2 separate regions of the Homo sapiens genome follow, and region 1 is linked to region 2. A link is an interaction called in ENCODE POLR2A ChIA-PET data of the cell type or tissue named here. Cell type or tissue: GM12878. All regions are shown on one strand. Each heading gives the region's core, and the rest is flanking DNA. Links, peaks and the distances in the headings are about the cores only. Region 1 has its middle 93 kb from the start of ZC3H12C. Region 2 has its middle 16 kb from the start of ZC3H12C.

The links. Peaks named below come from ENCODE experiments on the same cell type or tissue, not always from the same donor. Only the 100,000 strongest peaks of a DNase experiment are listed, where the experiment ranks them.
Region 1: POLR2A ChIA-PET joins it to region 2 with 13 read pairs; 2 of 35 experiments call an interaction of 5 or more read pairs at or near these places.

What each region holds. Positions count from the first base shown.
Region 1 is chr11:109,992,162-110,008,253 of GRCh38, reverse strand. No RefSeq gene overlaps it. Among named protein-coding and RNA genes, the nearest start is that of ZC3H12C, 93 kb to the left of the region's middle. In GM12878, for the core only: no CTCF peak of the experiment used is centred there; a DNase peak (open chromatin) is centred at 8,073; H3K27ac peaks cover 1,622 bases.
Region 2 is chr11:110,069,510-110,085,601 of GRCh38, reverse strand. No RefSeq gene overlaps it. Among named protein-coding and RNA genes, the nearest start is that of ZC3H12C, 16 kb to the left of the region's middle. RefSeq lists enhancers at 7,357-7,406, 7,707-7,876, 8,965-9,259. In GM12878, for the core only: no CTCF peak of the experiment used is centred there; a DNase peak (open chromatin) is centred at 7,561; H3K27ac peaks cover 1,459 bases.

The DNA.
Region 1 (16,092 bases), core at 3,194-11,193, 77 kb after region 2:
CAACACCTGAAAAAATGCTAACACTGAGACAGTGTGGTGCATTACTAGTGTGTCATCAAGACCAAATGAATTAATTCATAGAAAGTACTTAACACTGTGCCTAGCACATAGTGCTGCATGAGGGTTGTTAAATGTTATTACTTTGATTAAAGTAAACCCTGTTTGCTTTCAAAGTCAGCCACTCATTAGGAAATGGGAGCTTAGGTATAGATTGAGGGTTGGTTTGGGTAATCAATTGTTAGAGCTGTAACTATTTGGACCATAAAGCTTTGTCTTATTTCATCTCTAACCTGGAGACTTACGAAGGAGCCTTCTGAAATGATTGACATGATCTATTCTTTCCCATGCTAAATAATTTCTTCTGTAATTTGAACCTTACTTTACCTACATTTTTTCTGCCTTTTACTTTTCTTGGCATATTCTTAAACAGAAGAGAGACAAGACAGTCAAAATGAATAAAAGAAGTAGTCATAAGAAAAGAAGGGACCTGTTAAGTAAGGAAAGCAAATAAGCTTATGCATTTTTCTCTGATAATTGACTTAGAATTATATCTCATAAGTTTTCATATATAATGTTCCATTATAATTAATATCTCAATAGTCTGCAATTGCAGTTTTTATTTCCTCTTTGACCCTAGAGTTACATAAACTTACTTAAGTACATTTCATTTCTCTTTTTCTTTCCCTCCTTCCCTCCTTCCCTCCCTTCCTTCTTTCCTTCCCTTTCTTAATTTCCAACTAATTGGAGATTCTTGTGGTTTCTTTATGATTATCTCTAATTTTTTTCATGTGGTTAGATATGGTCTGAACTATTTCAACATTTTGAAATTGTTGAGACTTACATTGCTACCTAATATAAAATTAATTTTCATAAATAGTCCATGGCAGCCTGAATTTACATTACTCTCTATGAATTTGGCATTTATAAATCTATTAAAATAATTTTATTTATTTTGAACTACCCCATCTTCTAGGAATAAGGCAATGATGTTAATTTCTTCATATCTACAGTAATTTATTTTGAATTTTAAAGATATATTTATATATGATTGCATGTTATTTGGCACATAGGTTTATGATAGATAAAATTCATTGTGAATTGTCACTTCTTAACAAAAGTTGCTATTATATTTAATGCTTTCTTCTTTGATTTCTACTTTGATGTTTGTATGGAAACCTTTTTTTGTTGTTTTCTTTTTTTGCAGTGAATATCAGCAGATTATGTTTTTATTTCACCATTTATCTTAACTTTTCTGAACTACTTTATTTCGAATATATATCTCCTCTAGATAGCATATACAGACTGGGCGCGGTGGCTCAAGCCTGTAATCCCAGCGCTTTGGGAGGCTGAGGCGGGCGGATCACAAGGTCAGGAGATTGAGACCATCCTGGCTAACACGGTAAAACCCCATCTCTACTAAAAATACAAAAAAATTAGCTGGGTGTAGTGGCTTGCGCCTGTAGTTCCAGTTACTCGGGAGGCTGAGGCAGGAGAATCGCTCGAACCCTGGAGGTAGAGGTTGCAGTGAGCCGAGATTGCGCCATTGCACTCCAGGTTGGGTGACAGAGCGAAACTCCATCTCAAATATATATATATATATATATATATATATATATATATATATATATATTTTCATACATACATATCACACACATATATGTAAAATAAAAAATAAAAATAAAAAGAGATAGCATATACAGTCATGTGCCACTTAATGACATTTTGGTTAACAATTAATTGCATATATAATGGTGGTCTCATAAATTGCAATGGAGCTGAAAATTTCCTATTGCCTAGGGATGTCATAGTGCAACATATTACTCCAGTGCTTGTGGTAATGCTTGTATAAACAAACCTACTATGCTGCCAGTCATATAAAAGTATAGCACATATAATTATGTACAGTGTAAAAGACTTGATGCTAAACGACTGTGTTACTGGTTTATGTATTTAGCACACTATGCTTTTTATGGTTATTTTAGAGTATACTCCTTCCATTTACAAAAACCAAGTAAACTGTAAAGCAGCCTCAGGCAGGTTTTTCAGCAGGTATTCCGTTCCAGGTATGTTATCATAGGAGATGACAGCTCCATGCATGTTATTGCCCCTGAAGACCTTTCAGTGGGACAAGACGTGAAGGTGGAAGACTGATATTTATGACCCTAAGCCTGTGTAGTTCTAGGCTAATGTGTGTGTGTCTTAGTTTTTAACAAAAAAAAACTTAAAAAAGTACAAGTAAAGTAAAAAGTTAAAAAAAAGTTTAAAAATAGAAAAATGTTTACAGAATAAATATATAAACAAAGAAAATATTTTTGTACAGCTATGTAATGTGTTTGTGTTTTAAGCAAGGTGTTATTACAAAAGAATTAAAAAGTTAAAAAATGAAAACATTTATAAAGTAAAAAAGTTACAATAAGCTAAAGTTACTTTATTATTAAAGAAATTATTTTTTTCATATGCTTATTGGCCGCATGTATGTCTTCTTTTGAAAGGGCCTGTTCATGTCCTTCACCCAATTTTAAGGGGTTGTTTATATTTTGCTTATAAATTTGTTTAAGTTCCTTATATATTCTGGATATTAAACCATTGTCAGATGCACAGCTTGCAAATATTTTCTCCCATTCTGTAGGTTATCTGTTTATTCTGTTGATAGTTTCTTTTGCTGTGCAGAAGTTCTTTAGTTTAATTAGGTCCCATTTGTCAATTTTTGCTTTTGTTGCAATTGCTTTTGGCATCTTGGTCATGAAATCTTTACCAGATCCTACGTCCAGAATGGTATGTCATAGATTTTCTTTCAGGGTTTTTATAGTTTTAGGTTATACATTTAAGTCTTTAAACCATCTTCAGTTGATTTTTTTAATAGAGTGGAAGGAAAGGGCCCAGTTTCCATCTTCTCCATATGGCTAGCCAGTTATCCCAGAACTATTTATTGAATCGAGAGTTTTTTCCTCCCTGCTTGTTTTTGTCAGGTTTGTCAAAGATCTGATGCTTGTAGGTGTTTGGCCTTATTTCTGGGCTCTTTATTCTGTTCCATTGGTCTGTGTGTTTGTTTTTGTACCAGTACCATGCTGTTCTGGTTACTGTAGCCCTATAGTATAGTTTGAAGTTGGGTAAAGTGGTGCCTATGGCTTTTTGTTGTTGTTGTTGTTTGGTTCTTTTTGCTTAGGATTATCTTGGCTATTCAGGCTCATTTTTCATTCCATATGAATTTTAAAATAATTTTTTCTGATTTTGCGAAGAATGTCATTTGTAGTTTGATAGGAATAGCATTGAATCTGTACACTGCTTTGGGCAGTATGGCCATTTTAACAATGTTGACTTTTCCTATTGATGAACATGGAATGTTTTTCCACTTGTTTGTGTCATGTCTGATATCTTTGAATAATGTTTTGTAATTCATCTTTCACCTCCCTGGTTAGCATATTTCTAGGTATTTTATTCTTTTTGTGGCAGTTGTGAATGGGACTGTGTTCCTGATTTGGTTTTCAGCTTGGATGGTGCATTAGAGAGATGCGAATCAAAACTACAATGAGGTACCATCTCACATCTGTCAGAATGGCCATTATTAAAAAGTCAAAAAGAAATAGATGCTTGTGAGGTTGCAGAGAAAAGAAAATGCTTATATCCTGCTGGTGGGAGTGTAAATTAGTTCAGCCATTGTGGAAAGCAGTGTGGCGATTTCTCAAAGAACTTAGAATTATCATTCAACCCATCCATCCCATTATTGGGTATATACCCAAAGGAATATAATTCTTTCTACCATAAGACACATGAACACATATGTTTATTGAAACACTATTCACAAAAGCAAAGACATGGAATCAACTTGCATACCCATCAATGATAGACTGGATTAAAAAATATGATGCATATACACCATAGAATACTACGCACCTGTAAAAAGAACAAGATCATGTCATTTGCAGCAACATGAATGGAGCTGGAGACTATTATTCTAAGAAAACCAATGTTTTCTTAGAATACATTGAATACGTAATATATTAGAATACGGAACAGAAAATCAAGTACCGTATGTTCTCTCTTGTAAGTGGAGCTAAACAATGAGAACACATGGGCACAAACAGGGGAACAATAGACACCAGGGCCTATTTGAGGGTGGAGGATGGGAGCAGGGAGAGGATTAAAAAAATTACCTATTAGATATTATGTTTATTACCTGTGTGACAAAATAATCTGTACACAAAACCCTTGCAACACAAGCTTACCTCTATAACAGTCCTGCACATGTGCCCCAAAACCTGAAATAAAAGTTAAAAAAAGAAAGACATATTTAAAAATAAATTTAGTGTAGCTTAAGTGTACAGCATTTATAAAGTCTACAATACTATAATGTCCTGGGCCTTTACATGCACTCTTCCAGATCACCTTTCAGTCCTGAAATCACCTCCATTTGTGGTAAGTACCCTAAATGAGTGTACCATTTTTTATCTTTTATACTGTAGTTTTACTGTATCTTTTCTATGTTTAGATATACAAATGCTTACCATTGCATTATAATTGCATACAGTATTCAGTACAGTAACATGTTAGACAGGTTTGTAGCCTAGGAGCCATAGGCTATGCCATATAGCCTGGGTGTGTAGCAGGCTATACCATCTAGGTTTGTGTGAGTACACACTATGATGTTTGCACAATGACGAAATTCCTAACGACACATATCCATATCATTAAGCGACACATGACTGTAGTTAGATTTTGTTTTTTGACCCAGTATGAGTCTTTTCCTTTCAACAGATGAGATATTCCCATTACATTTCTTTTTATAACAAATGTTTATTACTTCTCTTATCTCATTTCATGTTTTCTGCCTTTCTTCTGTTTTGTTTATTGTCTTTTTTGATATATGACCTGTGTTTTTTTCCTTTAATTTTCTTTTAGTAATTCTGTGGATAAAAAACCGATATTTTGTTTTGCTAATAATTAAATCTTTAGGTTCAAACTTTCTCAAGTTATTAATATAAACTAATATCTAATGACTACCACCTATGAAGATAAGGAATTTATCAAAAATAATATTTTTTTCCCATTTCTTAGGTTTCTATTGGTATACTCTGGAAGTTTTTTTCTAGATAGTTATTGAATTGTTCAAACATCATTTTTGAAAATGCATTATCTTTTCTTTTAATAATCACATTTGTGTCTTGTTTCTCACCTTGTTTGCCAAGTCATTTAGATTTGATTACATGTTTTAATTCATACATCTGGCCTTTCATCCCACTGTGTCTTCCTCTGTGACTTCTTTATTTGCATCTCCTGTTTGCCATTGGTACGTATCTTTGGGTCATTTTTCCAGAGAGAATACATGGGTTGATACTTTCTGAGAATTGGCATATTTGATAAGATTTTCCTGCTATCTCTGTATGAAAAGGATGCTTTACTGACATAAAACTCTTGAGTCAGGCCAGGTGCTTTGGCTCATGCTTCTAATGAGCACTTTGAGATGTTGAGGTGGGTGGATTCTTGAGCCCAGGAGTTTGAGACCAGCCTGGGCAACATGGTGAAACCCCGTTTCTACTAAAAATACAAAAAATTAGCCAGGCATGGTGGCGTGCCCCAGTAGTCCCAGCTACTTGGGAGGCTAAGGTTGGAGGGTCACATGAGCTCAGGAAGTCAAGGCTGCAGGGAGCCCACCTCTGCTCTCTAGCCTGGGAGACAGGGAGGGAGACCCTGTCTCAGAAAAAACAAAACCAAAAAACTCTTGAGTCATAACTGTTTCTTTTAAAAAATTAATGTGATCCCATTATGTTTTTGGCATTTAATGTTTCTTTTGGCATTAAATTTCACAGAGAAGATGGCCAATTCCAGACTGTTTGTTTGTTTGTTTTCTCGTAGATAACCTGGAGAGCTGGATGTTGCTGGAGAATATCATTTGCTCATTCGGCAACTTGAATAGTGTAGAGAGGAAATTGGGGTTGCATGTGGGTCAGAAAAGAAGGGATGTTTGTCACTGAAGCTCTGTTTTCTCTCTTTGTAGAGATTATTGCACCAGAGGCCAGTATTTTTATATCCAGTTTTCTGTTCAGCTGACCTCTAATCCAAGTGCACAGAATGGGTACAGCTTCCTCTGGGATGTTTCCTGGGGCTTTTATCCACCAAATTGGGGAGTGTCCTGTCATTGTGGAGTGCTGTCCCTTTAATTTGGGAATACATTTGAATATATCAGAAGGAAATGGCCAGTTAGGTCAAATTTTGGATGAGAGAAAACTCCTGTGGCCGGCAGAGTTTCATTGGTGGCCCTGCTCCAATATACACTGCGGTTAGTGTCAATAGCAAAAGCACCTCCATGGGGAGTGGTCTTCATCTGTCTCATGGTCCTTCTTGCCTTCTCAGAGTGGGATTGAGGGTCCTGCCCCGCTTCCCCATTTTAGGAAAGTGCTCCCTCATGTCAGTATAACCCTAGGGCTGCTATTGAGAAACTGGGCAGGTGGCACACTGAGTTGCTGCAGAGTTTTCTGATGTACCCACAGGCTTGCTTCTTCTGCCCTGTCCCTGTAGCCTCTGACCTGTGGCTCTGTCTGGTCTACTGCTCACCCTCACCTCTTGCCCTCATTTCTCATTATTCAGGATTGCTGGTGATACTTATAAAGATTTGCTTAACTTCTTACTGCACTGCACCACTTCCAGAGTGGGAAAACCAGAGGGGGCTTTCAGTGAGAGCTTTTGATCTTGTTTCACCTTTGCTTTAATCTTCCCAGTTTATAAGATGTTGGCAACATCACTTACTCTCAGCACTGAAACTTTGTTCCAGTATTTTACTTTTATAATTTTGTCTGTTTCCGGGAGAAGGATTTGAAACAGACCTGTCACTTCCCTTGGAATTCAAGAGATTACAGAGAATTCTGCATAAATTGCAAATTTTGCATTTCATTTCCTTCTTAAGAATCAAAACACCCAAGTCACTTGATAAAACTTCTTTACCGATTTTTCTTCAGGTCACTCTCAGCATGTGGCTCAGCTCGTTCATTTTTCAGTTGATTCATATTAGCTTCCTTTGGATTTGTCCCCTGAATTTGAAGATGCTTCTTTTGTGAGGCCTATTGCCCAAAATGCTCTGACCACAACCACTCTGGAGGAGTGGGGTTCGTGCCTGAGGGAAAGAAAGGAGAGTAATTGCAGGGAGTAGAAGTGCTTGCATCCACCCTTATCCCTGGGCCACTGTCGGGTAGTGGCTGATAGACTGTAGAGACATCAATTATTTGGATTGGCCTCACTCCACGCTCTCAGTGATCCAGGCCACATCTCTTACTCTCTTACAGACACAATTTATTTTTGTAGATAATCTCTGGCAAAATGTTACTTTTTTGGCTTTGCTGTGCCCTTGAGAGTGCTATTGGGTATCTTTCTCCATCCATCAGGTAATTAATACCCAAAAAGGCAAACAAATCTTAAATATAGTTGGGAAGATAAATCTACTGCAAACAATAATGTTAGAATATAAAAGTGAATATACAGGATTTTTAGATTATCTTCCCTGTTGCCCATTATTGTTACCATAGATGATGAGTTGACTCTAACAGTGTGGACTGTATATCTGTAATTCCTCACCCTATTCCTTAAGTAAATCCCTTATTGAAATGATTTTATATACATTTCCGCTGCTTTCCACCTAACACCTTAGCTGTCTTTTCGAGTGTTATCTTTAAACCATTCCTACTAAATGAGATTTAGACTTTGAACATTATATATTTATATCATCTTTTTAAAGCTTTTTTATAGAAAAAGTATGCATTCTGATTTACTTTGTAAGGACTTCGAGTGATGTCCTTATTTAGAACATTTCCGTTTCTTTCTGACATTTACTAAGCTGTTAGAGAAAACTGATGAGCATAACTTGCTGTCTTCAAGTTACATCAGTTTTTTAGGGAGTTGAATGAGAATACATTAAACTTATTTTTAGAATGTTCCTTTTTATAAATGTATCATGTACGTCATACAGGCTTAGCAACCCCACTAATGTGGGAAGTGAGCATGTCAGATATTACTCCCTTTGCACGGTCAGGCTTAACCGAACTTAGAGAGGGCGATAGGGAACCACTGAAGAAAACTCCAAGTAATACAAGTAGTGGTATTTATAAACCTCTGAGTCAATAATGATTCAGCACTGAAGTACCCTGCTAAGGAGACTGTTTGGTTAAAGTGACATTGGTGTGAAATTAAAGCTGAGAACATTTGCAGTTCTTGTTTGACATTGTGGATATTTGGCACTGTGAGTAGGTAAAACATTTGGTATAAGGCCATTTTACTCTAGAATCATTTGTGTAACTCTTCACAAACTTGAAAAACAAACTTGCCTTCATAGATTCTTCCTCCCAGTTTTTAAAATATTAAAAACGGAAAAAAGACATCCTGCTTAAGTTCATTTAAAATTAAAATTAGATATCTAATTAGATTAAAAAACAGGATTAGCATTTTACAGGATTGGCATTTACTTTATGCCAGACTCATTACAATTACATGCTGTTGGTCTTACAATACCCATTTTACACATTATGAAGCTAAGGATTAGAGAGGTTAAAAGCCTTCTGAAAGTAACATAGCCACTGAATAATTTTCAGTCAAGATTCAAACTCAGGTCTTTGCTGTCAGACAGACCCAAATTCTCTACCCCAAGCTGCCTCCTGTGGCAAAAAGAAGGGAATTGCCATATTTAACTAGGCCACGTCAAATGAGCCAAACTTCCAAATTCAACTTGCGTTTCAAGTAAACTCCCTAAAATTTTAATTGCTAAATGATGGAGGTAACATTAGAAATGGTTTTAAAATTTTGGAGGATAAAAGCTTGATGTAAATGAAGGTGAAACATGTCTATCTTTGGCTTGATATTGGTAAAATTATAACCTCCAATTTTCATTCTTTTTTTCTTTAGAATTTTTGAAGACAGATTCAGGTCAAATTTGTCAGATTGGTGATGATTGCCAAATGTATATTTGAGAATCTTTCTTTCAGAATGACACTGGAATATGATGAGCTTCCTTAGTAGAATATGTGGGGGACCAAGTATTCAGGATTATTCCCTCAGTTGGCAATGTGAGGACAGACTGTACCAAGGATTTTGGAAGGCTTAGAAATACTCAGGCTCAGCAACAGTTTGCAAAGCAGTGTGTTCTTCCAACTGCCCCGGGGCGGGACTCTGCATAATGCAGCCCCCATCCCTCCAGAGAAAATCTGGCTCCTTGAATAACTGGACCATTTGTATTGCTGGCCAAGGTGAATTTGCGGAGAGAGAGAGAGAGGACTGCAGAAATATTGCATTGTGTCTTTTCAGCATGGAGAGTCCTGAGAGCTGCAGAAAGCAAATGTCAGAGAACAAAGCCACACATGTCTGGGTTCACAGAGTGATACATCATTTATCAATCTATATATTAATTTATTTGGGGGTCACAGGATGGCCAACTTTTTATTTTTCAGTTAAGAACATTAAAAAAACCCTACTATCTACTATCATTTCATGAAAGAAATGCTACTTTAAATCTAAAAAGAGGAAGGATATCATATCAGAATAAAGAACAAACTTTTAGATGGAATAGATGTAGCTTCATTAAAAACTCACTCTATTGCACTTATCTCTAATTTTTCTCAGCCTGCTGGAACTATGCCACGGATCAGCACTGCCTACAGACTGTTGTCTGACAATCCCTGAATGGGAAGCAATTTGAAACCAAACATGAGTTCTAGAACTTTAATCCACTCATCAGATCTGAGGGAAGTCTTGAAAAATATGTGCTTTCCAAAAAAGCAGCCTGGGCTTGGTGCAGTGGCTCACACCTATAATCCCTCCTATAATCCCTGAAAGGCTGAGGCAGGAGAATAGCTTGAGTCCAGGAGTTCAAGACCAGCCTGGGTAACACGGCAAGACCCTGTCTCTATGAAAATAAAAAAATTAGCCAGGTGTGGTGGCACATGCCCATAGGCCTAGCTACTCAGGAGGCTGAGGTGGGAGGATCACTTGAGCTGGGAGGTCAAGGCTGCAGTGAACCGTGATCATGACACTGCATTCCAGTCTGGGCCACAGAGCCAGACCCTGTCTCAAAAATTTTTAAAAATTAGAAAATTAAAAAGCAGCCTGGAACAGGGTCTGGTACATATTGTGTGCTCAAAAACATTGTTTAAACTGTAGAGAGACGAATGCCAAGTCCTAGGATTGAATCTAGGGAGTGGGCCCATTCAGGGGACAAAGAATTCCTCAAGGCCTCCCTTCACAGCTCCTCAGCCTCTTCGCCCCACTGGTGTAAAGCACTAGCGTGTGGGGGCTGCAGCCTGAGGATCAGAAACCTTCAGGAACCAGATGGTCTCCACTGGGGGTCCATGTTGGAAGGGCCAGTCTGGGCTGGGCTGCATCAGTGGTGCCTGCACATTCCCGCGGGGAGGTCCCCAGGTGTCCTCTGTGCCACTCTCTACCATGGTGGGCCTTGTGATTTTGTTGCTGGGCTCTCCGTGGGCCACAGAGGCATCAGGATGTGATGACGAAGAAGATCACCAACTTTTAAGACAGGCAGACCCGGTTGGAATCTTTATAATTAGACTTAATACCTAAAGGCGTCCTTCTCCTAAGAATAATACCTGAGTATCAAAACATAAACATGGCCAGCCATCCCAGAATAAGTAGAGGAGGAATAAATAAAAATACAAATGTTATATTATGGGCTGGGTGTGGTGGCTCATGCCTGTAATACTAGCATTTTGGGAGGCTGAGGAGGGGGGTGGATCACCTGAGGTCAGGAGTTCGAGACCAGCCTGGCCAACATGGCAAAATCCTGTCTCTACTAAAAATACAAAAATTAGCCGGCATGGTGGCGCACGCCTGTAATCCCAGCTACTCGGGAGGCTGAGGAAGGAAAATCGCTTGAACCTGGGAGGTGGAGGTTGAAGTGAACCGAGATTGCACCACTGCACTCCAGCCTGCATGACAGGAGCGAGACTCCATCTCAAAAAAAAAAAAAAAACCCACAAAAATTATCCAGGCATGGTGGTGTGCACCTGTAATCCTGTAATCCCAGCCACCTGGGAGGCTGAGGCAGGAGAATCACTTGAACCCGGGAGGCAGAGGTTGTAGTGAGCCGAGATCGCACCACTGCACTCCATCCAGCCTGGGCAACAGAGTGAGACTCTGTCTCTAAAAAAAAAAAAAAAGCTATATTATGAAAGTGATCATTCAAATAACCCATTATATAATCAACGTTCGTGTCAATTAAAAAAAAGATTTCTAGTGGGTTTTGCTTTATCCCTTTCATAAATGGTGTCTTTATGTTTTATAACCTTCCCCTTTGTCCTGATTAATGCTTTAATCTTAAATGCTGTGTTGGCCAATAATTGTAGTAGTGTTGTTTTCTTCTCCTTCCTTTCTTTTCTTTTTTTCCTTTCTAAAAAATATGTGCTTTTCCTGATATCCATTTACCTATTTTTAACATTAAGAAAACACTTTAAGTGTGTTTTGAAATCAAGATACATCTGATTTATTTAGTCTGAAAATGTTTGTCTTTGAAAGATGAATTCAGTTCATATTTAATTTAATAACGGATATATTCGATTTTGTTTATTTCATCTTACCTCATGTATATTATTTATTTGACATTGTTTTTCCTTTTCTTCACTTAATTTTGGTAGATTCATCAAGGTACTATAATTACATTTTCCTTATTAAATTTAAAGATTCTACCACACTTTCCCATTCTTCTAGTGAATGCTTCCCCATTCTGTTCACTCCTGTTGGACCACTGATTTCTCTGCGACCAAATGAAAACAAGATGCCAACTATCTCTCTCACTCAAATAGCTTTATTTTCTCACTGCCCTCTTCCACCTTTATAATGCTTTCATTTCCCTATGCTTATCTAAGATGAAACCTTAAGAAAATTTGTACTTCCCTCTCTACTTACTCCCTCCTCCCTTCCCAAGATTTTGTTAAATAGTTTAGTACTTTTAGACATTTTTAGGTTTTCTCCTGTAGAATGCTTCTTCTATTTGTATAATCATTACTCAGCACTTATATTACAAATTCCCAGTCACTCTATCATTTTCAGTTTAGATTTCAATATGGGTATGCCTAAGTGGAAAGTTACACATACACACACACATAGAGAGATAGAGACTCAAACTCATGGCTGGTTCCTCACCTCCTTGTGCCCTACCAGGGACTCTGTTCAGGTTCATATTTTGCTGTCCTAGAGCCCTTCCTGAAGTATTTCCTTACATGGAATATGGCGGTGACATAAGCCTCAAATCCTTCCATATTTGTGAGCACCTTTCTTTCACCTTGGCAGGTGCACTGCGGCTCTCTCAGCAGAGGGTAGGACTTGAAGCTGGCGTCCTGTGTTCTGTAGCTGTAATTCTTCTGTCTTCTGTCTCCTGTGTTAGTCCAATTTATGTTGGTTCTTTCCTTTGTGTGTAACACAGTTTTTATGCCTGACAGCCTACAAATTTTGTGATGTTCGAATTTAGGATATCTACCAAGATATAACCAAGTATTTTTTAAAAGACAATTTTACCCCATAAATTTTGCCTGGAACTTGATGAGCACTTCAAATTTGCAGAATTGAATCTTTCTTAAAACCAGGGAAAATTTCTCCTATTATTCCCTTAATTAATGCATCCCTACATCTGTTCCTTTCCCTCCTTTGGAAGTCCTATTATTCATAGGTTTGGTCTCTTCATCTGTCCTCCAATCCCTTTTCAATAATTTCTCTCATATTTCCATCTGTTTGTGATTTTGCTTTCTGCATTGAGCTATCTTTTTGCTTGATCTTACAGGCCCATATTCAATCCTCAAAGAGACTAACAACTCTTTCAATTCATCTGTGTAAACTGTAAAGTTGAGCAAACAAAAACCCTCTTTGAATTTCAGAGTCTTTTTTTTTCACATTGGGACTGAATTTCTTTAAATGCGATTGTTGTCATTATTATTATTTTATCTCATTCAAAAACTACAGTTGCCACCTCTCTTCTTTAGTTTATAAGAAGTTCCAGTTTATAAGAAGCTGCCTGTTTTGGGCATTCTGCTTGCTTTTTCCTCTCTCTGGTTGCTAGGTCCTGTGGATGCTATTGTTACTTTCTTTTTTCTATGCATGGCTCTATTCACCCATGGGTTATAAGCCGGCAGTTGAAAATGCACTTAAGTGATGGCAAAGCCAGGGGGAAGCAGTGGTCTGTGCTCCTTTGAACTGGTGATGTACTTCCTGGCGAGTGGTCAGTCATTCCTCATGGAAAGGCCAATGCATATGTTGCCGGTCAGGAGGTTCTCCTAGATAGCTCTGCTCCAAGCAGTGACTCAGGCATACGAGTCCCTTCCGTCTCGTGGATCTTTAATCCTTTGGGATCTTCTCATGATTCTCTGTGGGATCTAATAAGCATGGTAAATTATACGCGTTATAGAAAGTTATAAATGCTGTTAAAATAGAGCAGGATGAAGTATTGGGAGCATGTATGGGCACACTTGCCGTTTAAATAGGGGTGGTCAGGGTGGCTTTATTAGGAAGGCGGCAATTGATCAAAATATCAAGGAGGATTGAGCCATAAGGATATTAGAGGCAAGAGAACAGTAAAAAGAACAGCCAGTGCAAAGCCGCTGAGGTGAGAGCAAGCCTGGAGTATCCGAAGAGCAAGCAGCAGCCAGTGTGGCTGGAACGGAGTAAATATGGAGGAGAGTAGTAAGAGATCATGTCAGAAAGGGATGGAGGGCCTGATTAGATAAGAGACTACTGCTATAATCCTGGCAAGAGGTAGTGGCAGCTCACTCTCTGAAGGTAGTGGTGGAACTGGTGTAAAGGTGTCAGATTTTAGACATGTTTTGAAGGTAAAATCAAAGGGATTTCCTGATGAATTGGAGGGGAGAGTGTGAGATAAAGAAAGAGATTAAGGATTTTATTTATTTAACCTACATGTAGCATTTACTATGTGCAGGTATTGTTCTAAACATTTGACAAATGCTGACTCATTTTATCCATACCACCCTTAAGGGATATTATTGTCCTATTTTTAAGATTAGGAAATTGAAGCATAGAGAAGAGAAGTAGTTTTCCCAAGGTCACACAGCTAGTATCATATCTAGGATTTGAATCCAGGCTGGCTAGCTCCAGAGTTCATGATCTTAACCACCACATTATATTGCCCTTCATGTGGGGATTCTGCCAGTTGCTGAGAATGTCAACTCCAGTGAAAACATAAGGCACTGCGGAACTAATCACAGTGTGGGTTTCTGGACACACCAGGCCCACTGTGAGATTTAGGTCAAAATTCCATTTATTTCCTGACTTCTGTAAGTTCCCATTTGGTCTGGTAGACCACAGTGGTATTTTGAGTTCTCAGGAATGAGCACCAATTTAGAGCCAGTCTTAGTAATCCCAGAAAAGTTTGGGTATTTCCATTTCCATTGTGCACAGTTATCTTGGTAACTGGCCACATTCCTTTGGGGAAGGCTAGGAGGAAGATTTATGGTCCTCATAGCATTGGGTCCTTCCTCAAAGGGATTTATGACATTTTACTAGGGTCCCTTTACACTTGGGAAAAGAAAAAAAAAGCAACTCCAACTTTCAGGAAAGTAGATAGTAATTATGTGATTTTTGAATTGAGCAAGTGGAAGGATGGATGCTATTGACTGAGATGGAAAAAATTGGATGATCCAAACTTGAGGGTGGCAAGAAGATCAGGAGCTCAATGTTGGGCATATTAATTTTGAGATACCTTCTAGATATCAAAATAGAATTGTTGAATAGATGGTTGGATAATGAGTCAAGATTTCTGGAGGTGTAAATCTGGCAGTTGTCAACATATTCAAAGCCATCAGATCCCAAGATGTGTAGACAAAGAAGAGGCCTGAGGACCAACCCCTGGGCTTGAAGAAGAGGCTAAACTAGCAAAGCAAACAGCAGTGTGTGGTCATACCTCCAAGTGAAGAAAGTATTTCCAAGAAGCTGAATGTGATCGACTATATCAAATGCTGCAGTTATGTTAAGTGAGATGAGGACTGAGCACTGACTATTGAATACAGCAATGTGAAGATTATCCGTGACCTTGGAAAGGCAGTTTTGTGGAGTGGTAGTGGCAAAAACCTAATTAGAGTGTGATAACAGAAAATTGGAGGGCGAAATTGGAGGCAGTGAATAGTCAAATCTTTTGAGAAGTTTTGTGCGAAGGAGATCAGAGATATAGGCATAGCTAAAAGGGGAAGTAGAATCCAGAAAGAACATGTTTATAAGGTGATTAAGATCAACTTGTGTTTATATATCACTGGAAATGACCCAAACAATAGATGGGAAAAATGACAGGACAGAAAGGGGAACATTCCTGGTGTAATTTCTGGGCTGTTTAATTACAAATATGAATTAAACCATAAGCTGTAAACCACAGAGATAGACTAATTTACTACTTGTTTGCTTGTCTTCCGCCTTCAAACATAGTTGATAATCACTGCTAAATCTTTATGAGAGCAATATGTCTTTATGAACCACCGTGGAGAGAAACCTCCACTCTTAGTCTGATATTCATATCCATGCAGATCCATTTCACATTGTGACTCCACAGAATGTCCTCTGAGAATGCCATTTACTGGGCTCCAGTCAGGAAGAGGTGGCCTAGGAGGGGGCAATCACTAAATTTTAGGACCTATAGAATATCTAGTTCTATTTCTCATGGGATATCAGCAGCATTGCCCACTTATGTACACATTTATGTTGCCCAATTACCCATGGCATTTCATTAGGAGAGACCATAAATTTCTAACTTCATTTAAAGTACATTCTGGAGCCTCCAGAGAGCAGTTCCCTATTCTTTATGATAGTCAGTTGTGTCTAAGTACCCTTGACATTTTATTTATTCATTTCTAATTTTTTGTCATATTGCTTATTGATGTACTATAACTGAATATTATATTTTTAATAATTGTTTAATCCTCTAGCTATTTCACTTAGAGTTCAGGATGATGCCAGGTAGCTTTTAACTTGAAGAAATTAAAAAGCAGAGACTTTTAAACATTAATAATTATAAGGTTTAATTCTCTTACTCCTTTTATTTTTTTCCAAAACAAGCATATTTTTTCAGTATTATCTGTAATATCACTCCAAGATAGATTCCCAGTGGAC
Region 2 (16,092 bases), core at 3,369-11,368:
CTAGGCCTTCTGATTCATTCTTACAAGCATCTGTTTTTAAAAGTGAGCATTGTCTGTCTTTGGCAGTCCCTACTTTCTAATGGAGATTTTGCTAGAGAAATACAGAAACTTGTCATTTTATTTTGGATAACTACAAGAGGCAGTTAAATGTTCAGTAAGCTTTGGCAAGGACAACTTGTTTACGAGAAGACACTGTTCTGATGAAATGTACTACCACTGCTTTTTGTGGCTTACTTTGCTAAAACATATGTTTGCAAGAGCATTTTAGAGTGTTGGTAGGATAGTGTCTATATAATTACTTGTATTATCTTAATGGTCAGTTCTCTATGTACAGAAACGGGAGCTGGCTTTTTTTAAGACTTTTTTATATATATAGCCAACCAACAGTTAAATTGAGGCTCAAATGCTTCATCTGTATGGACCTTGAAGAAGTGTTAATGGAGATGGATTTTACTGCCTTTAACATCTGGTTCATTTTAGTATTTCAATATATTATTTTAAATTGTAGCAGAAAAACATGCTCATTATAGAAATTTTTTAAGGAACGTAAAGTTTCAAAAATGTAAATGATCTCTAATGCCATCACCCAGAGATAACCAACCACCTCTTCTTTCATTGTCTTCATGCTATGCCTATATTCTACTATTTTTTTTATTTTATTCAATCAACCAACTGTTTGTTGAGTGCTGGCACTGGACTCAGAATCATAAAAATAAAGGACATGGCCCATATCTCAAATAAATTTAATAACTCAGTCACCTGGTATCCCGAGGGCTTGTTCTCAAAATAATTCTCTGTCCATTTTGTGGATTTTTTCATTGAATGCATGTTTACTGAGCACCTGCTGTGTTCTGGGCACTATTTGGATGCACTACTACTTCCTAAGTCAGACTTGGAGAATTCCTAAGTTGAAGGCAGGTGCTGCTTTCTTCAGTGTATCCTGCCAACCCCTCATCTTTTATGGCTCTCTCCTTTGCTTATTCTCCACTAGAAACACTGACCTTATTGTTCTTTTTGTCTCTCTCTCTGGAGCATCCCCCCCACCTCCCCAGAAATCTACAAGGCTTATTCTCTAACGTCCTTTGGATTTCTGCTCAAATGTCACCTTATTAGAGAAACTTTCCCTCACAACCTATCAGAATATCACCACGTATCTTTCCTCTATCTGCATTCTGGTCACTACCCATCTCCTGAACTCAGTTTTTTTTAATCACATATATTAGGTGATTGTAAGTGCCTATATACACACACATATATATATATATATACACACACACACACATATATATACACATACATATATATACACATATATACATATATATACACACATATATATATATACATACACATATATATTTGCTGAGAAGGGGGCCAGATAGGATGCTTATGGCTTCAACCTTCACTTAACACAGGCTGAAAACTGTAGACTTATGATACTATCAAGATTTTGATGGCTGGGGAGCAGATCAGGATCAGAATATAAGTATGGTAGATTCTGTCTTGTTAATAAATAAATAATTTTATAGGAGAGGCAGAGTAGTGGTATGGTATATGAATGGAAATTTGTTTGCCAAAGGTGAAAATGTAGGAAAGTTTATTTGAATAAGGTAAAAAGAGAACAGACATGGCATCACTATTGGGATATATCACAGGAAATGCAGACAGATGGTAAATATACAGGTGAGACTTTCTGCAGAGAGATCTCTAAATGGGCACAGTGAGAAACAGCAATGAGTGAAGTCTTTAGATATCTAGGAATCTGTTGTACATTGTAATCAGCCAGAAGCAGAATATCTCATAAAGTCATGACTTACACTGTGGATTCTGTTTTCCTTTGGCTTCTGTGATACCACTTCTTTCCTGGATCCTCCCCTTGCTATCCTGATCAGTCTCTTTGGGGTTTTTCTTTGTATGTTGAGGCCTACAATGAATTTCTCTTGATCTGTTATCTTTTGGCTCCACCCACATGCCCTGGCTTTTCTCACACATTCCTGTGTTTTTAGCTACTACCTATGTTCTGATGATTGTCAAATCTATCACTGTAGTCCATTGTACCTGGCACGGAGTAAGTGTACAATAAAACCATCACTTGATTATTCAAAATTAATAAATGGGCTTTGTTGAGCTTCTACTGTGTGTCAGCTATTGTTGTAGGTGTTGGAAAAGTTTCCTGCTCCAATACAGTTTATATTATATACCCAACATACAATTAAAGACACAAAATGTACACATAAACAAATGAACAAAATAATTTCACGTAATAGTAAGTGCTCAGAAGAAATAAACTAGAGTGGAGTACTGACAGGTCTGGAGCTGGCATGTGGGTGGTAATCAGAGGAGGCATCTTTCAAATGCCATTTGAGCTGAAATGATGTTCAGGAGCCAGCCTTGCAAAGCAATTTGCAGGTGGAGCATATAGCAAGTGAAGGAGCCTCCAGACAGTATAAGCAGTGTATTGGAACTTGGTGAGGGAGGGGAGTGTGACCTCAGTAGAGGTGGCCCCTTCAGGTGAGTCCTGGGCTCAGCAGTTTGCCTCAGGAACCCACATCTTCCCATTGTCTTACCCCCAGCCAGCCTCACTTATTTTCCTTACTTGCCTGGTGCTTGTAAACATTTACGTTCATGTCCCTTTCCTGCTCTTGATAAATGGCACTGGCAGTTATCAAACCTCCATGTTTCACTTTACTTCCTGGCCTTCACATCAGCTGCTCTCTCTGCCTGCAACACCTTTCCCCTAATAGCTCTGCGAATGAAGATTTAACTTGGCATTTCATTCCATTCTAGAAAGCCTTCTTTGATCTCATCTATCTGGGTTACATGTCTTTCCTCTATACTCTCAGAGTACCATGTGATAACCAAGGCACAGAAAAGTTGAATAACTTGTCCCAAATCACACGACGGAGACAGGATTTGAACTCAGGCAGTCTAACCTTATTCTTAACAGCCTCATGAGGCGTGGTTGTAAGGAGAGTTACGTGGGTGATGCAGCCACGGCTTAGCACAAGCCATGACATTTAGAAAATACTCAATCAATGTTAGGTCTAATTACAGACACAAGCTCTGTTCCTGAGAAGCTTATGGTTAAATGAGGGAGCTAAAAGCCTAGTAAACAAATGAAAAAGTTGGGAGGAAACAATTTGAAATTCTAGAAAAATGTTTATTATAGTTTTTATTGTTTCTCTCATTTGTATCCCTTTCTATAAAGCACTTGCCACTAATAACAGTGATGATGAAATTCTTTGAAGAAGAAAATATTTGAAAAAGAGAAGGTCTTGTGGAAAAAAAATGATGAATTCAGTTTTAGACATGTTGACCTTGAGATACTTCTGGAATATCCAATTAGAGATGAGCCGTTGGCTGGACAAATGGCAACACAATTCACCCTGTTACTTAAGCATCATCCTTGATTCGTCCTTTCCCTCACTTCCACATCTAATTCAGCAACCGGGCCTTGTTGGTTCTGCTTTCAAAATATATCTGTAATCTGTCCTCTTCCCTTCTCTACCACAACCCTGATCCAGACCAACAGTATCTCCCTGTGCCTCGCTTTCTCCATCTGTAAAATGGGGATAGTGTTTACTTTATGGGATTGTCATGAGCCTTCAATAAAATAATTTATGTAAAACACTCAGCATATTATCTAGAACATAGAGGAAGGAGGCACCAAAAAATAGAGGACCAAGACTGTGTGGAGCCAAGGAATCAAAGGAGCAAGTATTTCTAAAAGAAAAACTGTTTATCAGAAGTTAAGAAGATTGGGAACTTCCAAACATGTAATATCTTGTTCTGTTAGGACATGTTTTCCTAAGAGTGGTGAAATAGAAAGTTGAACAAGGTTATTCTACGCAATCAGTTAATCAGAATAATGTATACAATTATCTCCAGAAAGATTGAGTCAACTGGAGTCTCTTGATTAGAAGCAACAAGAGTCAGCTAGAATCTGGTTGACTCAGATCACCTCTGTTGAGTCAAAAGTTTTTGTGCCAGGCCATCCTACAGGCTGCTGACCAATCTGTGGATTGGCTTTTTTTTGGGGTCAGTTACCCAATCCTGTTCAATCCGTGGAGACCAGAGAGGGGTAAAACAAAACCACCATGGTCGGCTAAGGCTGCTCTTGGGGCTCCAGATGGAACAGTTTCCCTTAGAAATGGCTCTTGGCTCTGGATGTGGCAGGCGTAGTTATGTTGAGGAAAAAAATGAGGTTTGAAGTCTAATGCCTGGTTTTGAGTCCCAACTATGCAGTTCCAGTTGGGACGAGCTGTGTACTGTGAATAAGTTAGTGTATTTCGCTACTGCTTGGCTTCTCCTTTAATAAGTAGATATGTTCTAAATGCAGCCGGGTGCGGTGGCTCCCAGCAGTTCGGTAGGACAAGGTGGGCAGATCACCTGAGGTTGAGAGTTCAATACCAGCCTGGCCAACATGGTGAAACTCCCATCTCTACTAAAAATACAAAAATTAGCAGGGTGTGGTGGCAGGCGCCTGTAATCCCAGCTACTTGGGAGGCTGAGGTAGGAAAATTGCTTGAACCTGGGAGGTGGAGGTTGCAGTGAGCTGAGATTATGCCACTGCACTCCTAGCCTGGGTGACAGAGCGAGAAAAAAGATCCATCTCTAAAAAAAAGATATGTTCAAAATGTCATAGATGTTTGCTTTGGAAAGCACTTTATAAAACACAACCACCCTGAATCATCCACGTCCTGAATAACCTTTTAACTTACTAAGACAAACATTTTTAAATGGAATTATTAAGTTAATTTTTAAAAACCCTTTGTTAAGATACTTTGCTAAAGTGGCACTACTCTCTGGGAATAGGATGGATATAATTTTCTCAGATGGTTTTCTGTTCTTTCAGAATTACAGGAGGAAGAAATTCCTTAATGCTAGTGAGAGATAATATTTGGCCAACTCAAGCCAGAACGGTCTACACATGCACAAGTCACTGCTATGATTTTAGTTCCTAAGAATTAGGTTGAAATGCAGTAGACTAGCCAAGACTCTCCTTTTTTAAGAAATTAATTATTTTTATTGGCAATCATTATATATACTTATGGTGTACAATGTGATATTTTGATATTTGTATATATTGTGGCATGACTATATCAAACTAATTAGCATATGCATTATCTCACCTTATTTTTTTGTGGTGAGACATTTAAAATCTACTCTCTTAGCAATTTTCAAGTACTGTGTACAATACATTGTTAAGGATCTTCTTTAAAGAAGCAAAATTGTATTAAGGAACTCTGACAAGAAAGTGGAAAGAGAATTAATAAAATGAGAGCAAGTTCAATGGGGCCAGAAGGTTGACCTAGGAGTCTTTCCTTCTATTCTTTTTTTTTTTTTTTTGAGACAGTCTTGCTCTGTTGCCTAGGCTGGAGTGCAGTGGCGCGATCTCGGCTCACTGCAACCTCCACCTCCCAAGTTCAAGAGATTCTCCCCCCTCAGCCTCCCAAGCAGCTGGGATTACAGGTGTGTGTCACCACACCCAGCTAATTTTTGTATTTTTGGTAGAGACGGGATTTCACCATGTTGACCATGCTGGTCTTGAACTCCTGACCTCAGGTGATCTGCCCATCTCAGCCACCCAGGGTGCTGGGATTACAGGCGTGAGCCACTGCCCCTAGCCCGACCTAGGATTTCCAAGATGTTCTCAGTGGTTGGGAATTTCTCCCAAAGCCACGCCCCCTTAGTAGGCCAGTCAGCTGAGGAGAGAGAACAGGCTGGAAGCCAAAGTATGGTATGAGGACTGCAGAGGTAAGAGAAAACAGTTAAATGCTGATGCACATTGCATGTTAATACACAGTCATTGCCTCCTGGAAACTATATTCTGGGATTTAAAGTGAGAATACCCCAAACTCACAGCACATGTTTTTGCAATCTCAAGGCTGACAATTGCCTTGCCATTGCAAAACTTGTGTTTCTGTGTCCTTTTCTCTCTTAACTAATTAGCCTGTGCATTACCTTGGCTTGCTTGAGAAACTACCTCATTCCCCAAGCTATAATATATAGCTGGAGTAAATATTTTTAAAAATAAATATTGAAAACTTTGTTCATTTTTTATTTTAAAAGAAGTCCAATGTTTTCTAAAGTAAAAACAATGAAATAATCAGGATTCTGGTCTCATGTGATAGAATTTATTAAAGAATATTGGTATGCCTGACAGTCTCTAGAAGTGCTGGAGAACTGAGCTTGGAGGCTGTGGAGCCTGGCACTATGACCAACATTATGCAACAGAAGTATTCCAGGAAGATATCAATGCCTCTGCCAATAGGCACTGACACCACAGCTTGTCTTACCTCCAGCCTGATGCTGGCACTGGAGGTGGCCACTAGAATTGTTATGCTTGCTGCTTCTGCAAAATGAATATAGCTTCTGTCCCTGCTATTACCCTTGCCAGAATGGACTCCTTGAGGTTCCTCCTTCTTTGGTCATGAGCTCTGGGTTCAAAATGTGAGGGGAATGCATCCAATCAGATGACTCAAAGCCACATGCCATCATCCTAGCTGCAAGAGAGGCCAGGCAAGCTAGTACTTAGAATGTTCAGCTTCTAGAGTGGGAGGTGGGCTCTGCCTCATGAGGTTTCTCATGCATAGTGAAGGGGCTTAGATGCTGGGGAGCCAAAAACATTAAAAATATATACAAGGTTTGTCTTCTGTTAATAAGCGCTTGATTTAGTTAATACAAGATACTTTGACACACAGCCTCTAATATTTCAGACATTTCCTTTATGGCTCTCAATTTTTGTTGGTAATTCCTGCAAGGTCCCCAAGAAAGTGATTCACAAGAGCCTTTTACCTGAATAATTTTTCTCAGGAATATTATGTAAATAGTATTTTTACTTCAAAATCTTAACATTTACCAGCATTAAAAATCAAGATATGTTTTTGTTGCACAAATATAATTGTTAATATATTGAATAATTAGCTATAAAAATAATGAATCAATTGGACACTTTTATATTTAAGATATGCCAAAATTACATAGCATTAAGACATGTATTGTCATGATAATATATTAAACAAGGAAGGAGTATCACAATAAATATTTTATTTATTCTTATATATTTTTTAGATTTCTGTCTGGACCTCTGACAATATACAGATGTAGTAAAGAAGATTCAATCTCTTTTTGTTGCTGGTGGACTATTTTTGTAGTCCAATATCTAAGACTAATAAGAAACTCTCTTATCAAAGCTACCTAATAGTCATTTCACAATTGATTAGCAATGCTAGTCGTGATGCAGATACATGCCACATGTAAAAATTTCTAATATCTATGGCCACTGTTTATTCTCTTCCAACTCCTAGTGTAATTAATTTAGAAGTTAGGAAATTTATAAGCCAGATGGGAATTAGACTATGCTCAAAAGCCCAGGAGACTTTTGTCTGTATGTTTTTGGTTGTTCCATAGTGAGACCATATTTTCCCCAGTGATGTTAATGAAGGGATGAGTGGCCTTTCGTTGGTGCTTACTCAGTCTTTGTCTTTCCTGTGAGTCATTATTGTTTTCTAGCTAGATACTGTGGCCAGCCCCGCTTTCAATATGTCATTTTCATTCATTTGGAAACTAAAGAGCTGTGCTTTGCACCACGTCCTTGATGTCAGCAAAGCCAGCTCTGTCGGACTAAAATGCAGAGACATGTTTGCAGCTAGTGCAAAGAGTTGCAGGCTGCCTATCTCAGGGAAACAGCTGCGTGGAGCATGTGAAAAGCGCTATTTAGAAGGGTTTGAGGGCTTGTATGCCTAGAGCAACTAGCACCTCAAGCCTGGCCTTGGTAAGAAAGCTGGCCTTCATCTTTGTGACTGGGAGTTACAGAATGTACCATGTAGGGGAGATATGAACTCCCTGTAAAATAGTGACATGACATATATCCCTAAGTGTCCCATGGGATGGTCATCTTATAAGGGATAAATGAGTTAATACATGTAAAACAGAAAGATTCTTGGTTATTAAAATGATCTAAGCTTTTCACATATGTTATCTCATGCAATCTTTATAACCACTCTATTCAGATAAGGAAACTAGGTCTAGAGATGTGACGTAAATTTCCCAAGGTCACACAGCTAGTCAGTGGCTGAGTTAAAATTCAAACTGAGTTCTTCCAGACAATCAGAGCCCTTAACCTTTACCAATGAACTCAAATTCAACACCTGGAATTATATTCTGTTAGTGATACCAGGGGCAAAGTACTGTAGTTGACATGGAAAGAAAAAAAAGTATGAATTAAAGAGAACTGTCCTGAGCATGCCCTAGTGTGATGCTCAGATAAAGGAAGGAGCCCCTGCTATACAGTTTGGAAGTTCCAGAAAGGAGACAGCTGAGCTATGTCCAGAAGCCATTTGAAAGTCTGATGAGGGATTCTGTTGACTTTTGCATTCTTCAGTGTATTTATACCCTTCCCCAAATTACTTCACTATATAAATAAACCTACAGGTGTGGGAAAATTGAGTGTGTGATAATTAAGATTGGAGACAAAGAATTAAAAAAGTCAAGATATGAAAACCCTTCAGTTTGTGATAATGATCATGGCACCTCAGTAGATGTCTAATAAATTGATGAAAACTTAGAGATTATCTCAGAATGTTTTGTATGTAAAGCACGGATTACATCAAACAGAATTAAAGCCTTTTAGATCATAATAAAAATAATTTATGGATGAATAATTTTAACGGGTGATTTGAAAAAACCTGGATCCTTCTAAGAAGAGACATGTGGTTGCATAAGACAGGAAGATTTACTGCAGTCAATTCTCAGAGGCCTCAGAGCTCTAGTTAGCATGGCCCCAGGCATTTTATGGTTTTTACAATCTATTTGCTTTTAACTATATCAGCTTCTAAGGGCTGGATATCCTTCCGGGAGTAATGCTGTAAGGAAGTTAGCGTTGTCCAAGACCCTAAGGCACTGCTGTTCAGAATCTGTCCTTAATAGTAACAGAAGTGTGTGATATAGTTTGAATATGCGTCCCCACCAAATCTCCTGTTAAAATGTAATCCCTAGCGTTGGAGGTGGGGCCTGGAGGGAGGTGTTTGAGTCATGTGGGTGGATCCCTGATGACTTGGTGCTGTCCTCTCAGTAGTGCATGAGTTCTTGAGCGATCTGGTCCTTTAAAAGTGTTTTGCACCTCCCCCCACTTTCTCTCTTGCTCCTGTCTTTGCCTTTGACATGCCTCCTCCCGCTGCACCTTTATCTTGAGTAAAAGTTCCCTTAGGCCTCCCCAGAAGCTGAGCAGATGCATCCTTCCTCTACATCCTGCAGAAGCCTGAGCCAATTAAACCTGTTTTCTTTATAAATCACCTAGTCTGAGGTGATTTCTTTATAGCAATGCAAGAACAAGTTAGCACAGGATGTCTCTGGACAAGGGGCGCCTCTGGGCAACAGGTTGATCACTTAGTGGGTAAGTGGGTAAAGGGTACACTTCGAAAAGTCTATGGTCTCCTAATTCCAGCAGGATTTCCTTTCTTGGACTCCAAAAATTGGTTAGTTGCTTCTCTGAAGTTTTCTCACAGCATTTTGCATGGTATCCCACTGTGACTCCCAGCAGGACTTTATGGTATAAGCTGGTAATGAAACCACCTTTGTAAAAATCATAACTGAGGAAATTATGACAGTGTAAGAGATCAGACTTAACCGACTCCATCTTGCTTCTGACCTCTAAGCTGTCCTTGTTCATTCCTGGGCGTAGGCCAAACTAGCCTTGGAAAGGAATTTATAGTTTAAACTCTGAAACAAAATTGATAATAGCCCTTTCCCGAAAAACCCCTTCTTGCCTGGGGACCAGTCTGCCTTTGTAAGACTAACAAATTAGCCACAAAATTAGAAATTATGCCATGCCATACAGCCTCTGGCTGCAAGAGTCTGAACTTCCCCAAATTGCTCCTGGGAATAACATCGCTGTTGTAAAACCTAAGATCAGTGCTTGAGATATTTTGCAGACCCTGCATTCTTATGCAGCAGATGATGACACCACCCAGACCTACAAATAATCTGGCTCAACCAGTTCTGCAATCCCACCCAGGAGCAGAAGTCAGCAAGAAAGAACTCACTTCGACCCCCTATAATTTCATCTTCAACCCAGCCAATCAGCACTCCTCACTATCCGAGCCCATACTCGCCAAATTATTTTTAAAAACTCTGATCCCTGAGTGCTCGGGGAGACTGATTTGAGTAATAATAAAATTTGGTCTCTTGCACAGCTGGTTCTGTGTAATCACTCTTTCAACATTACAGTTCCCCTGTCTTGATAAATCGGCTCTGTCTAGGCAACGGGCCAGGTGGACCCATTAGGCGGTTACAGTAGCTATGGTTTGGATCTGTGTCCCCACCCCAATATCATGTTCAATTGTAATCCTCGCTGTTGGAGGTGGGGCCTGGTGGGAGGTGATTGGATCACGGGGGTGGTTCCTCATGAATAGTTTAGCACCGTTCCCTTGGCGCTGTTCTCATGATAGTGAGTGAGTTACTGTTAGATCTGGTTGTTCAAGTGTGTAGGGTGGGCGCGGTGGCTCACGCCTGTAGTCCCAGCAGTTTGGGGGCTGAGGTGAGCAGATCACAAGGTCAAGAGATCGAGACCATCCTGGCCAACATGGTGAAACCCCATCTCTACTAAAAATACAAAAATTAGTTGGGTGTTGTGGAGCGTGCCTGTAGTTCCAGCTACTCGGGAGGCTGAGGCAGGAGAATCCTTGAACCTGGGAGGTAGAGGTTGCAGTGAGCCGAGATCGCGCCACTACACTCCAGCCTGGCGACGGAACCAGACTCCATCTCAAAAAAAAAAGTGTGTAGTACCTCCCCACTCCTTCTCAGTCCTGCTCTTGCCATGTAAGATATCTGCTCCCTCCTTGCCTTTTGCCATGAGTGAAAACTCCCTGAGGCCTCCTCAGAAGGAGATGCTGCCATGCTTCCTGTACAGCCTGTGGAACTGTGGGCGAATTAAACCTCTTTTCTTTATAAATTACCCAGTCTCAGACATTTCTTTATAGAAATGCGAGAATGGACTAATAGAGCTGGTTTACTTGTTCATTTCTTTTCTGGAGGTGTGGGCTGCCAACATTCACTAAGGTATCTCCACTGCTTTGGCACCTAGCAGGCATTTGATAGATAACTGTAGAATGATGGATGTTAAGCCATATAGGAAGAGGAAGTTTTTAAAAGGCCATGGGAACAGGGTGATCTCTAATTGCAGTTAGCACAGCTGTCCCTATGAGTTGTTATTTAAAATTCCTTGCATTTGAATTGCAATGAATTATGATATACATATTTTATACCGTTATTAGGTTCAGTTCAGAACCCACATTTACTGTATGCTGGGCCCTGTGATGAATAAAACATCGTTCTTACTCTTAAGGAGCTGCCATTCTAGTGGGATAGAGCGAACCTAAATAAATAACTATAACCTAATGTCATATGACCAATGGTAAAATTGCTTCCTATGTGTCTGAATCTGTTCTAAGTACTGTGTATTCTTTATATAATTTAATTTGAACAATCCTATGGGATAGATAGTATTACTGTCTATCAGGAAAGTTTGCATATCACAAAACTGGGACCCAGAAAGATTATATACATTGTTCAAGGCCACATAGTGACTAAGTGGTACATCCAGGAGATGAACTCAGATGAATTTGACTTTGGAAAGCAAGCTAGAAACTGTTGCACTCTACCACTCCAGTACAGAAGAGGGAGGGAGTACTTTGGGGAAGGAGGAAAAGAATAGAGGAGATGCCAGCAGGCATCTAGGAGAAGGTGTCCTAAGCAGTAATTTGAATGATAAATGGGAGTATGCCAGATGGATGAGTTGGCAAAGGAAGGGTAAGAAGGAACAGCATTTGCAAAGACATAAAAAATTGAAAGACAGAGTGATCAGGGAAATGGGATAATTAAGTACTAAGTAGAGCATGCAAGGAACAGAGTGGGTGAAGAGGTAGACAAAGATCATGTCAGGGGAATTAGAACATCCTCAAAAGTCAGTAGCCTTTGGCAGAATCTGCCCCTTAGCAGGAGGTTGCAAATGAGTAGAACTTCGATTTTCATCACCTTGCTGTTCAGCTCCTTGATGGGCACGTAATGTCTGCAGGGGCCTCTGGACCAGGAGGACCAATACTGGGGACTAACTGAGCTGTACAAAGCCTGGAATTTCAACAGAAAAATCATGGGTTTGTAAAACAGCTAAACCTCACTTAAATTGCAAACTCCATGACTGTTTCTGTCTTATTCATAATCTCTGGTACATAGCATAATATTTAATACATAGTGGACTCTCAATATATTTCAATACATTTATTGCATGAATGAATCAAAGAGCAAGACTTAAAGGCTTAAGAAAAATAGAAGAAAAGCAAGAAGAGATGGAGATATGAACTTAAGAGACAGCAAGTAAGGGCTGGAGTAGCCATGTTGCCTGATAATGGTGAGGTAGAACTTTTACTGTGAATAGGGCTGGGAGAACCCAGAGAAGTCAGCAGGCTTCTGGGCTGTAATTTTGACTTACCCTTATTAAGAAACAGGAAGCACACACAATTTCTTTTAGGGTAGTGAAGACTTTCCTAGTCCTGTACTCTTTTTCTCTCTCTTTTTGTTTTAAAGAAATGTTACACTTGAAACTTTATGTAAGGAGTAGTCATTAATGAGCCCACTGATTTTTTAATAGGAAGTTAAATAGTAAATTTTCTATGACTATTTCTTGCAGATTTTGTTGATAGACATCTCATTTGACAGTTTGATTTGATTCAAGGCTATAATATAGGACCTAGAAGAAGAGAGGTATTGCATGTCATAAAAGAGAATTTCTAAATAATACCACTCTCAGGAAGGCTGATAGAAGCCGGGTAGGAGGTGGGTAATGTTGAGGTTGCCTGCACCATCCAGGGACTGATTCATCAGTGGTCTCTGTGGCTGGTTGAGATCGAACCATGCTTTGAAAATAAAAACAGTAGAGGTCAGATTGTCATCCTATTATTAATATATAAAATCTTTCAGTACATCTTGGATGATTAATTCTACCTCTACATAGAAATGGATCAGAGAATCATAAGTACAGCATCTATGAGATGTGGAAGGTGGGGTTTGGGGGACTATTCTTCCCCATCTAACTTTTCAGAATAAAAACAAATAAATAAAGAAGTAGAACCATCAAAAGCACACACATCAGTTAAGTAAGTTGTAAACAGATCTCGAGATTCTATACTCTGATGCCGCACACAAAAAATATTATTTTTCCCGTCATTAAGAAGGAAACAATGACCACAAAAAATTATGAACACTTCGGTAGAACTCTATCAATAATGACAATTATTAATAGAGCATCATGTCTTCTTAGCCAATGTCCTGCCTGCCTGCCAGAATGATGTGCCTTCATAGTATCACTTACACAGCTTTATATTACCAGACACAAATACTCCTTCTCTCCTAACTTGTACAATATTTGTTAGTTATGGTTTCCTTTCTGGTAACATATATATATATATGTATAATATATATGTATTTTATTTATATATATGTATAATATATATGTATTTTATTTATATATATGTATAATATATATGTATTTTATATATATATATATATTTGGGTTTTTTTTTTGAGACAGGATCTCACTTTGTCACCCAGGCTGGAGCTCAGTGGTGCAGTCATAGCTCTCTGCAGCCTTGAGCTCCTGGGTTCAAGTGATCCTCCCACCTTGGCCTTCCAAAGCACTAGAATTATAGGCATGAGCCACCGCACCTGGCTAGTAGTTCATATATTTGAAAATGATATCAAAGCAAACATTTTCCTTTTTTATCTAGCAAAACCATAAGTCACTGACTTTTTGAAATTCTTTATTTTTCTTCCCTTCTTTCCCATCACAACCTCTTCTATTTCAGAATTCCTGGAGAATGTGTCCCAGAGAAACAATTGTGACCTCTCTCACATTGTTGGTCACAGACTGTAGAATACATGCTTCGCCTTCTCTTTCACTATTAAGAAATCAATGATATTGCCCAACTCTGAAAAGTTATTAATCCAAAGGTAACATTAAAATTTTCCCAGGAATGTATTTTAGATCTACTCTAACTTTCATTCATTCAATTGTTAGTTTCCTTCATTCAACAATTATGCTGGGCAAGATATTATGTTAGGAACTCAGAATTAAAGATTAACAAAGGACAGTCCTTTCCTTAGAGTCTGTGGTTTAGTGAGAAGATAAACATTAGCAACAAATGATGACTGTGATATACAACAAGGTCAGAAGGCCCTGTAGGACCATCAAGAATGAACTGGTAGGTTCTGCTGAGAGAAATCAAGAAAAGGCCAAGCGAGGTGGCTCATACCTGTAATCCCAGCACTTTGGGAGGCTAAGGTGGGAAGATCACTTGAGCCTAGGAGTTCAAGCCCAGCCTGGGAGTGAAGGGACACCCCGTCTCTACAAAAAATTTAAAAATTAACCAGGCATAGTAGTGTGCATCTGTGGTCCCAGCTCTACTCAGAAAGCTGAGGTGGGAGGATTGCTTGAGCCGGGAAGGTTAAGGCTGCAGTGGGCCATGTTCATACCACTGCACTCCAGCCTGAGCAACAGAGCAAGACCTTGTCTCAAAAGAGAAAAAAGAAAAGTTTTCTGGAGAAGAAAACATTTATATTTAATTTTGAAGACTGAGTTAGAATTTATTTGGTAAATAATACAAGAAAGAGCATTCCAGAAAGGGGGAATATCAGAGGTAGGAAATCATGGTACATCAGAGAAAAGGCCAGTATATCATAATGGTGAAGACAAAAGTCATGCATTCTGGCAATGGGGGAGTTGTGAGTCAGCTGGAGGGGGTGTTTGGAGCAACATCAGGAAGGACTTGAACTGCCGTATTTGCCAACAGGGAGTTTGAACTTTACCTTGCAGACCATAGGAGCCACTCAAAAAGTTTAAGCAGGGGAAAGACAGTATAAGCATTTAATTTAAGAAAGAAGAACCTAGCTTCAGTTTAGAGGCTGGATTAGATATAAAACTAGATTAGAATCTAGCTTCAATTTAGAGAATAGATTAGATAGATAGATTAGTGGTCTTCCCCTAGCCAACAACTGGGTAATGAAGCGCTGGTGTGGGACCAGTCTCCTAGACCCAAGTGCTAGGAGTAGAATGCTAGAACTAGGTGACTATCAAGATTGTGCCTGGGAGAGATAATGAGGTTGAACTGGCGTAGGATGTCCACAAAGAACCATCAGCACTAGAGTCAGTGACCCAGAAGAAACAAGAGCAAAGGATATCAGATTGGAATACATGGGCACAGGAGGTGGCCTGAGTAAATTCCAGGGCTGAAAGCCAGCCCCCATGGTAGTCTGTTCTGTGTTCCTGGTGTACAGCTGCATATTCTCACACATGTGTGTGAGCTGAATGGGTTCACTGGAAGTAGCCAGGAGGAGACAGATCAGAGGCACAGAGACTCGTAAATGCTGTTGAAATTGTCCAATCAAGAAACATTAAAAATCAGAAGGTGACAGAGTTGATGAAGAGGAAGAGACAGGTTTCAGAATTTTGGGGTTGCTTTTCTGGGATATTTTCCAGGACAAATTAAGAGAAAAATGTACTTCTAGATAACAAATCAAATTAATTTACAGTAAGTAGATACTTAATGTTAAACTTTGGAGTTTAGTTTTGGAGACTATCAAAGACATATACTTTTAGCTTTAACATAAAACTACATAAAAACATATGGAGACTCTCTGGTAATAGACTCAAGAATCAATTTTTTATGGACTCCATGCCCTGGTTCATAAGAAAACCATATGAATATAATGTAGGAGAATACTTATCTCCTTACTGTCTGTGGCAGGAGATATCCTCCAGGTCAGCTACACTAATTTCAAATTATGAACATATAAATTAGAAAGAAGTAGGGCGGGAACGCATACCACTGGAGGTTGTCATCTGACTTGTCAGGAGACCACTTGTGTCTATCCTGGTTTCGTGTGAACATAAATAACCAGAGGCTATATTGAGCTCCAGCAGCTTGGCCCAGAGCCACTTCCTGCCTCCAGAAGGAAAGGGAAATGACAGGGCATTACAAGTCATAAACAGTTGTAACGAGATGCCCGCACTACTCTCTCCCTGCTGGAGTTGCTCCA